Regions from separate parts of the Homo sapiens genome. Here region 2 is linked to region 1. A link is an interaction called in ENCODE POLR2A ChIA-PET data of the cell type or tissue named here. Cell type or tissue: GM12878. All regions are shown on one strand. Links, peaks and the distances in the headings refer to the core of each region. The heading gives the core; the rest is flanking DNA. Region 1 overlaps CCNE1 (cyclin E1). Region 2 overlaps LOC105372353 (a long non-coding RNA gene).

Region 1 (4,392 bases), core at 152-4,151:
GTTGCAGTGAGCTGAGATTGTGCCACTGCACTCCAGCCTGGGTGACAAAGCAAGACTCCATCTCAAAAAAAAAAAAAAAAAAAAAGCAATTTAATGAACATAATGAACAAAGCTCAAATGTTAACAGTTACAATTTACTGGAAAATACAATCTTAACAATTATTTAAACTTGGATGGAAAAAATTAGATGCCAATTTTAAAACATCTGAAGGATAAAAAGATTTCAGAAATTCTTGCTAAGAATACAAGCAAAACAGAAAGACCACCACAGTAAAAATATACCATATAGCTTCAGAGATGGAGAACATGTCGAGGGAATAAACCACACAGAGGTCCTAATACACAAAAATGCTGGAAATGCTCAGTGCTTTCATGAAGCGAACAGGAAGACTCAAGCTCACCTCCATTAACCAATCCAGAAGAATTGCTCGCATTTTTGGCTGCAGAAGAGGGTGTTGCTCAAGAAAGTGCTGATCCCTTAAGTATGTCTTTTCCTTGTTTAACATGATTTTCCAGACTTCCTCTCTATTTGCCCAGCTACAACAAAACACACAACAAAAATGAGGCCCACAAAGGGGTAAGAATGCGTCCATGCTATGAGGGATAAAGGGGAGCATGGAGTAAGAGACCTGGAAGCCATGTGGCAGAGTCGGCACTGACCTCAGTACAGGCAGCGGGGAGCCTCTGGATGGTGCAATAATCCGAGGCTTGCACGTTGAGTTTGGGTAAACCCGGTCATCATCTTCTTTGTCAGGTGTGGGGATCAGGGAGCAGGGGTCTGCACAGACTGCATTATTGTCCCAAGGCTGTAAATGAAAAATACACAGGAGAGGTGAGATAAGATGCAAACAGCTCTTACATTACCCAAAAACATTACAAATTCACCTGCAACTCAGTAAGATACTAGGCATGACTTCTGAAAGTGCTTCCAAAAAGATACATTATGATATTTTTTGTCACAACTCAAAGATTTTTTTAATGAGTACAATGCATCTACTAAAATTTCTTAAAAGTAAAACAGAACTGTCAATAAAAATATTTACATAAGCACTTCACATTCATTAGTATAAAAGATCAAAAATGGGGGGGAGGGGGGAGGGATAGCATTAGGAGATATACCTAAGGTTAAATGATGAGTTAATGGGTGCAGCACACCAACATGGCACATGTATACATATGTAACTAACCTGCACGTTGTGCACATGTACCCTAAAACTTAAAAGTATAATAAAAAAAAGATCAAAAATGTAAATTTGGCTGCCATATGTATTAAAGTCCCCTCAGTTTAAAACAAAAACTCATCAAATGTGACATTTTCTTTTTGTTGCAGGACTAGCCAAATATGTTAAATAATAAAGGACTTTTTCTTTTCCTTAACTCGAAACAAACAGAATGAACATCCACCTAGTTAAAACCAAATCAAGTGATGGTCACAGGTCATACTATGAAGTCTACAGGAAGCTAGCCTAGACACTCCTTAAGACCTCTGAATCTCCTGAGTCTTGCAGGGTAATTCAAATACCTGATAAAATAAGGAACTATTAGAAACCAAAGCACTATGCTTTTCTTTTAAAGGTTTCAGATATGTATTCAATTTTCAATATCTGAAAAACACTAAAGTCCATTTAGAATATTTTCATTTTTAAAGCTATTCCTACTCTAAGAAGTCTGTTTGATTTTTAAAGTTATAAAATAGTAACTTTGCTAAAGATATTAGGCAGGTAACAATCCTACTAGCATGGAAGCCATATGAAAGTCTGAGACTTGGCTTTTTTTTTTTTTTTTTTGAGAGAGGGTCTCCCTCTGTTCCCCAGGCTGGAGTGCAGTGGTGTAATCTCAGCTCACTACAACCTCTGCCTCCTGGGGTCAAGCGATCCTCCTGCCTCAGCCTCCTGAGCAGCTAGGACTACAGGCATGCACGAGCACACCCAGCTAATTTTTGTATTTTTTTGTAGAGATGGGGTTTTGCCATGTTGTCCAGGCTGGTCTCGAACTCCTGGACTCAAGCCATCCTCCTGCCTTGTCTTCCAAAAGTGCTGGGATTACAAGCCTGAGCCACCGCACCTGGCATTTTTTTTTTTTTTTAAAGCAGAGACCACCAGCCTGGCCAACCTGGTGAAACCCCGTCTCTACTAAAAATACAAAAATTAGCCGGGTGTGGTAGCGGGCGCCTGTAATCCCAACTACTCGGGAGGCTGAAGCAGGAGAATCACTTGAACCTGGGAGGCGGAGGTTGCAGGGAGCCGAGCTCGCGCCATTGCTCTCCAGCCTGGGTGACGGAGCAAGACTCTGTCCCCCCCCCAAAAAAAAAAAAAAAAAAGCAGAGACCATTAACATTGACTAAAGAACAAAATAGACAACTGGGGTCACTATAAATGAAAGTGGAAACTCGGGCTGTAAGTGCTACCTCGAAGACACAGCACATGGTGGCGACCACAACACATTGGCCGCCTTCAGAGGAAGCCCAAGCACTTTCAGTTAGAAGAGCAAAGCCAGATAAAGCTCTTCCCCACCCAATGTACAAAGAATTGGGCATGCAAATTATCCATGACAGCTCCTGCCAACAGCTGTGCGAGCAAGGCTGCTTCCTTTCAGTTCTAGTACCATGTGCGGGTGGCATTTCCTTAACTCAAAAAGGGTCACATTACAACCGCTGTAAGTTGTTCTTCATTCAGGAAGAATGAATTCTAGTCTTGAAGGCATAATGCTGGGTGCCACCCTCTACAGCCAGATGGCTGGCACATCTGAGAGCAGGCCTTTGGACATAGATGAGTCCAGCAGCAGTTCCCAAACTAGGTGAACCATCAGCAGACAAATGGTTTCCAAAGTTGGCCTTTTTAGGGACCAGTGGATGAGGTAGAATAATTAAGTCTATGTCCTTGAGTGTACACCAAGTTTCAAAGCAAGATCTGTCTGACTTTATTTAGGAAAGAATGAGATAACAATAAGAGACCCACGGGATTCCTAACCACTCCAACTCCTCATACCACTTTTTTCCTTACATAGGATTATTTTCTGAAAAGTAACAGTCCAGGATTCCACTTCAATAGAAAGATTGAGTCTTGTGCAAAAAAATTAAACAACAAAATGGACGTGTTAAGTAGATCTTAGATAAAAGGGTATTCTTTTCATTAAGAACAGCCTAAGATGAAAATTAAAAAGCTTCCATGTGGTCTCGATGAAGCAGTTACACAAGAGTTTGGCACAATGGCTCCAAGTAGCTCAAGACTGTCGTACTGGGGGGAATTATGATAACTCCAGAGAAAAATTCTGTATGTGAGCAGGGAAAAAGGTTCTGTTGTACCCCCAAGTTCTAGTTTCATGAAGCTCCACAAAGAAATAACAAAGATACTGCTCCATACATAGACAGCTAATGTTTAAGCTATCTACTCTACAAAACGTATAGAAATCTGTCGCCATTAATCTCTGGATAACCACGAAAATGCCTTCTAGTGGGAAATGGTATGGCTATTCCGGCAGCACAGCTATCCACACTGTGGCCAGGGGACAGAGCCACAATCCGTCCCAGGAGGCACCCTCGTCACTGCTCAGGCTATCCTTGAGAACAGACATGCTTCTAAAACTCCAAGAATGCAACAGGGACGGCCCTGCTTCATCTTCAGCTGGAAGTTTCTTTTCTATTCAAAACACAGCTGGGAAAATAAACAGTCCTGAATTTCACAAAGTCAGAATTCATTTTATAATACCTAAAAAATCAACTTGCTTGATTTGAATGTACTTTAAGGGAAGAAAAAAAAAACTGGGGATATGCCGTCTCATTTCCGTCTCTGAAATGATTTCTTTGAATGAAAAAGGAAATCAGCAACCCTTTCTTCAATAGTCAGTGGACCCTCCTCAGAAATGCTTATTTCGGGGGACCTTACATGCAGTGACAACTGCTATTTAGAACACGGCGCACTGCGTTGAAACCCTTCACGCTTCCAGATGAACTACCCTGGCTGCTGCTCTGCAAAGTGAGGGGCTTCTCTGCTAACCTAGCTGGGATCCCTGCACTCAGGTCGAACACTGTTTCTGTTCAGCGTTTATCTGTGATAGAGTCAGAAGGCCTGACCAGCTAGTTTAGAGATAGGCTGCTTCCCCCACTGGAGCCATAACTACAGTCTCCAGCCATTTCTGAAAGTAAAGAGATAGTACAAGCTTTTTCTGCAAGAAACTTCTGATATTATAATGATTATCACACTGCATGCAGGAAATTTGGCAGGAACTCCTTAAGGAGAGAAAAGAAAAGCAGTCAAAAAAAAATGTATTGAGACACCACCTATCATTACACTGAATGTTCCACTGATACTCTTGCTGAGGTCAGGCTGAGCTGGGGATCAATGCAGGTAATTGCTGGAGGGGCTATAAGAACTTCCAGGGCCAGAAAGAGGA
Region 2 (4,392 bases), core at 210-4,209, 190 kb after region 1:
TAGAATTCTCAATTGTCTCCTGGGATTACAATTCCTATAGACTAGCTGAGCCCACACACTTTTCTTCCACTTGCTTTCCTCCCCTCTCATCCCCATCATCACTTCAGAAATGAGAGCCAAGTGGCCAAAATCAGCTCTTGGAAGATTGCAATCAAGAGCAGAGATCTTAAACCACTTCAAAAAAAGGCAGCCCTTCCTGGGAAATTGAAGGGTCATTCATTAGTATCTGCAGAAAAACATTCCAGAGAAGAGACTGCAAAAAGCCACTGTCGCAGAAGGGGAGGACTTGACTGTTGATCACGGTGGGCACCCAAAGGGTACCGGAGCAGGGACTCCCAGAGGGTGACCACAGAAAGGCAGGTGGTCCAGGGGTCTCTCGGCTTTTCTTCTTCTTCTTCTTCTTTTTTTTTTTTTAAGATGGAGTCTCGCTCTGTTGCACAGGCTGGAGTGCAGTGGCGTGATCTCAGCTCACTGCAACTTCCGCCTCCCAGGTTCAAGAAATTCTCCTGTCTCAGCCTCCTGAGTAGCTGGGATTACAGGTGCCCACCACCAGGCCCAGGTAATTTTTGTATTTTTAGTAGAGATGGGATTTCACCATATTGGCCAGGCTGCTCTCAAACTCCTGACCTCAGGCGATCCACCCACCTCGGCCTCCCAAAGTGCTGGGATTACAGGTGTGAGCCACTGCGCCCAGCCTGGCTTTTCTTCTTTGAGGAGTTAGCAGGGCCTGGTGGTGGCCTGGAATGACCCCACTGAATTTGTGTAGTTTTGTTGGGGAAAGCAGTGGCTCAGACATCCTGGGTTCAAATCCCTACTGTTCCATCTTCCCAGGGGGGGACAAGCTCCTGAGGCTCACGGGTGAATCTGGATGTTCCTAATTGCCTCTTGAAGCTGTTGCTAAGATTTGAAGGGGTTACCTGTAGAGCACTCAGTAGTGACTTAATCAGTGCTCTGTAGGAGGCACTGCTGGTGCCCTGCCCATAGCCTGCAAATTAAAGTTTCTGCATCTTTTTACCTGAGGGCATTCTGCAAAGCTCCAGTGTGCAACTGTGCCTACCTCATGGTCATCAGGAAATGCCAGGGGATTAACACCTTCTGGGATGGCCCCTACCAAGTGGCACTGGTGGATCAATACCCCAACTCCTTCACCTCAGATGGGATCATGGAATGGGTGTTTTATGCAGTCTCCCAGAGTACCAGGGAGGCCTTGGACCTCCAGAATGCTGAGAAGATGGCTGCTGCGTCACTTCCGCCTCCCAAATCTCAGGGAATGTCTCTTGTGGCCCAACCCATGCGAACTGGGAACTGCATAGGGAAGGACATGCTGGGAAATGCAGCTGCAGCTCATGTGGGTCCACACAATACCAATCCTCCCCAAGGACCCCTCATTAGGCTGCACCTGTTACTTCAGGAGCTCAGAGGAATGGATACATTATTATTATTATTGCCACCCAGCATCCAGCTCCCTCCTTTTAAAAAATAGCACCTTGGCTCGGTGCAGTGGCTCACACCTGTAATCCCAGCACTTTGGGAGGCTGAGGTGGATGGATCACTTGAGGCTAGGAGTTCGAGACCAGCCTGGCCAACGTGGTGAAACCCCATCTCTACTGAAAATACAAAAAAATTAGCCAGGCATGGTGGTGCACACCTGTAGTTCCAGCTACTTGGGAGGCTGAGGCATGAGGATTGCTTGAACCTGTGAGGCGGAGGTTGCAGCAAGCCAAGATGACGCCATTGCACTCCAGCCTGGGAAACAGAGTGAGACCCCACCTCAAAAAAAAAAAAAGTACCTTGATTTCCTTTAGAGGAACAGCCTCCTTCCTGACACTCACTTTCCAGAACTCTGTTTCCAGAACAGAAGCCTATGATGCAGATGTGGCCAATCAGTGCCCTGGGGCTCCAGCAGCAGTGCAGGAATGCGGAACTGATCATAAAGATCCAACCAGCATGAAGAAATTCTGACACTGGAGGAAGGGCTACCGGGAGAAAACATTTCTCTTTTCCCCAGCCAGCTGTCAGCTAGCCTGAGAGAATGTGAGGCTGGGGCTACCATCTTGCCACTATGAAGAGAGAACCTGCTGAGCAAGGAGGCAACACAGAGCCAGATATGGAGAGAAATAAGCAGTCTTGGAATGCTGTTTCATCCTCTGGATCAAACCATTCCTGAAGGTAGCACTTTCTATTCTGACCCTTCAATTACGGGGTTCATTGAATTCCCTTTTTGTTTAGCCAGTTTACATTCGGTTCTATGTCACTTGCAAACAAAATCCTTCCAACAGATGCACTCGATGGCCACAGGCCAAAGTCAGTGTCTCCTGGAGTGGCAGCTCTGAGACGTGTCCACATGGGACCACAGTGTAGAGAAGCCACACACCACCATGGTGCTCCTGAACCAGAAGAGATCATGGGCTTCTATAGAGGGGGGTGAGCCAGGTACAAGGCAGTGGAGTAGGAAAACCTGGGCTGGGGCCAGCCACAGTGACTCACACCTGTAAACCCAGCGCTTTGGGAAACAAAGGTGGAAGGATCGCTTGAACCCAGGGGTTTGAGAACAGCCTGCACAACAGAGACCTCCTCTTTAACAAAAATAAAATAATTTTCCAGGTGTGCCTGTAGTCCCAGCTACTTGGGAGACTGAGGAGGGTGGATTGCTTGAGCCCAGGAGTTTGAGGCTGCAGTGAGCCATGATTGGGTCACTGCGCTCCAGGTTGAGCAACAGAGCCAGGCCCTGTCTCAAAAGAAAATGAAAAAACAAAAAATACCCCTAGGCTGGAGTTCAGCTCCAAACTTGACAATCTGATCCTGTGGGCTTGCAACCCTGCTCCTAAGCAGCATTTTTCTATTTATCTACCTGTCACTGTCCCTCAGGCCTGGTGCTGTTGCAGAGCTTCCTGGAATAGACCAGTGCAGTCCCCTTGCTGTCTAGAGACCTTCATTTTTCTTTTTTCTTTTTCTTTTTTTTTTTTTTGAAATGGAGTCTTGCTCTTGTCACCCAGGCTGGAGTGCAATGGCATGATCTCAGCTCACTGCAACCTCCACCTCCCAGGTTCAAGCAATTCTTCTGCCTCGGCCTCCCGAGTAGCTGGGATTACAAGTTCCTGTAAAATTAGCCTGGCTAATTTTTGTACATTTAGAAGTGATGGGGTTTCACCATGTTGGCCAGGCTGGTCTTGAACTCCTGGCCTCAGCCGATCCATCCAGTTTGGCCTCCCAAAGTGCTGGGATTACAGGCATGATCCACCGCGCCTGGCCAAGACCTCCATTTTTCACATATAATTAAAATAAAATGTGAGGAAATAGAAGCGACCTGACACATGTGCGATGCACTTTGGTATTTTACTTTTCATTTCTATGGAAATGTGAGTCCGAGGCACACCCTGCAAGGCATGCTGGGACAGAAACCTGGCCTGTGATGGCTCCTGGGTGGGTTGGTCCAGGGACCCTTCTCAGAAGCACCATCCTGCCCCAGAGACGGCCCTGAAATGACCCAAAAGTTCCTGATCACACCAGCTGCGGGCACATTCACTGATTCACTTACTCATTCTCCGAGCCCCTGCATCGAGCTGGCCTTTGCGCTGAGCCTGGGACTCAGGGGCGAATTCATCAGAGCTTATAGTCAAGGAGGCAGACACATGTTTGTGTTTATAACACAGCATAGAAAGTGGTGGCAAATCCAGGCTCCTGGTGTCTGGGTCCTTGGTGGAGGGGCACCTGGCCTAGCCTGCAGCCCTGTGAGTGGCCGTGGTCACCTCGGAGACCTGGGTGAGACACTGCTGTTACAAAGCCTGAGATTCTCAGGGTGATTTCTGGAGGTTCTGAACTGTCCATTCAACAACAGAAAGCACCAGGACAGCAAATGGCACGTGTTTACCCTGTGCCCGGCCCCCATTACTCCCACAGCACAGGGTGGATACTCCTCATTCTACAGCAAGGAAGCTCTGGCTCCCAGAGGTGACTTGCCCTAGGCCACGTAGATTAAAAATACACCGATAATATATGATGCTGGCCAGGCACGGTGGCTCACACCTGTAATCCCAGCGCTTTGGGAGGCTGAGGCAGGCAGGTCACCTGAGGTCAGGAGTTTGAGACCAGCCTGGGCAACATGACGAAACCCCGTCTCTACTAAAAATACAAAAACTAGCTGGGTGTAGTGGCACATGCCTGTAATCCCAGCTATTTGGGAGGCTGAGGCACGAGAATCGCTTGAACCCGGGAAGATTAGGTTGCAGTGAGCCGAGATCACGCCACTGCACTCCAGCCTGGGTGACAGAGTGAGACCCTGTCCCTCTCTCTGTCTATATATGTATATACTGATGGCAAGGCCCCACCCCAGGGATTCTGGATTAACTTTGGGAGGTGAAGTCTGGGCTTTGGTGTTCTTAAAACTCCCTA

What was found. Peaks named below come from ENCODE experiments on the same cell type or tissue, not always from the same donor. Only the 100,000 strongest peaks of a DNase experiment are listed, where the experiment ranks them.
Region 2: POLR2A ChIA-PET joins it to region 1 with 5 read pairs; 4 of 35 experiments call an interaction of 5 or more read pairs at or near these places.

What each region holds. Positions count from the first base shown.
Region 1 is chr19:29,813,551-29,817,942 of GRCh38, reverse strand. CCNE1 (cyclin E1) reads right to left here. Exons shown (of 12, transcript NM_001238.4): 5 at 661-806; 6 at 402-537. Among named protein-coding and RNA genes, the nearest start is that of CCNE1, 3.8 kb to the right of the region's middle. RefSeq lists a silencer at 2,546-2,705. In GM12878, for the core only: no CTCF peak of the experiment used is centred there; a DNase peak (open chromatin) is centred at 2,522; H3K27ac peaks cover 649 bases.
Region 2 is chr19:29,628,411-29,632,802 of GRCh38, reverse strand. It overlaps LOC105372353 (a long non-coding RNA gene), which reads left to right. Exons shown (of 7, transcript XR_935896.3): 6 at 1,854-2,169; 7 at 2,280-2,607. Among named protein-coding and RNA genes, the nearest start is that of POP4, 24 kb to the right of the region's middle. In GM12878, for the core only: no CTCF peak of the experiment used is centred there; no DNase peak of the experiment used is centred there.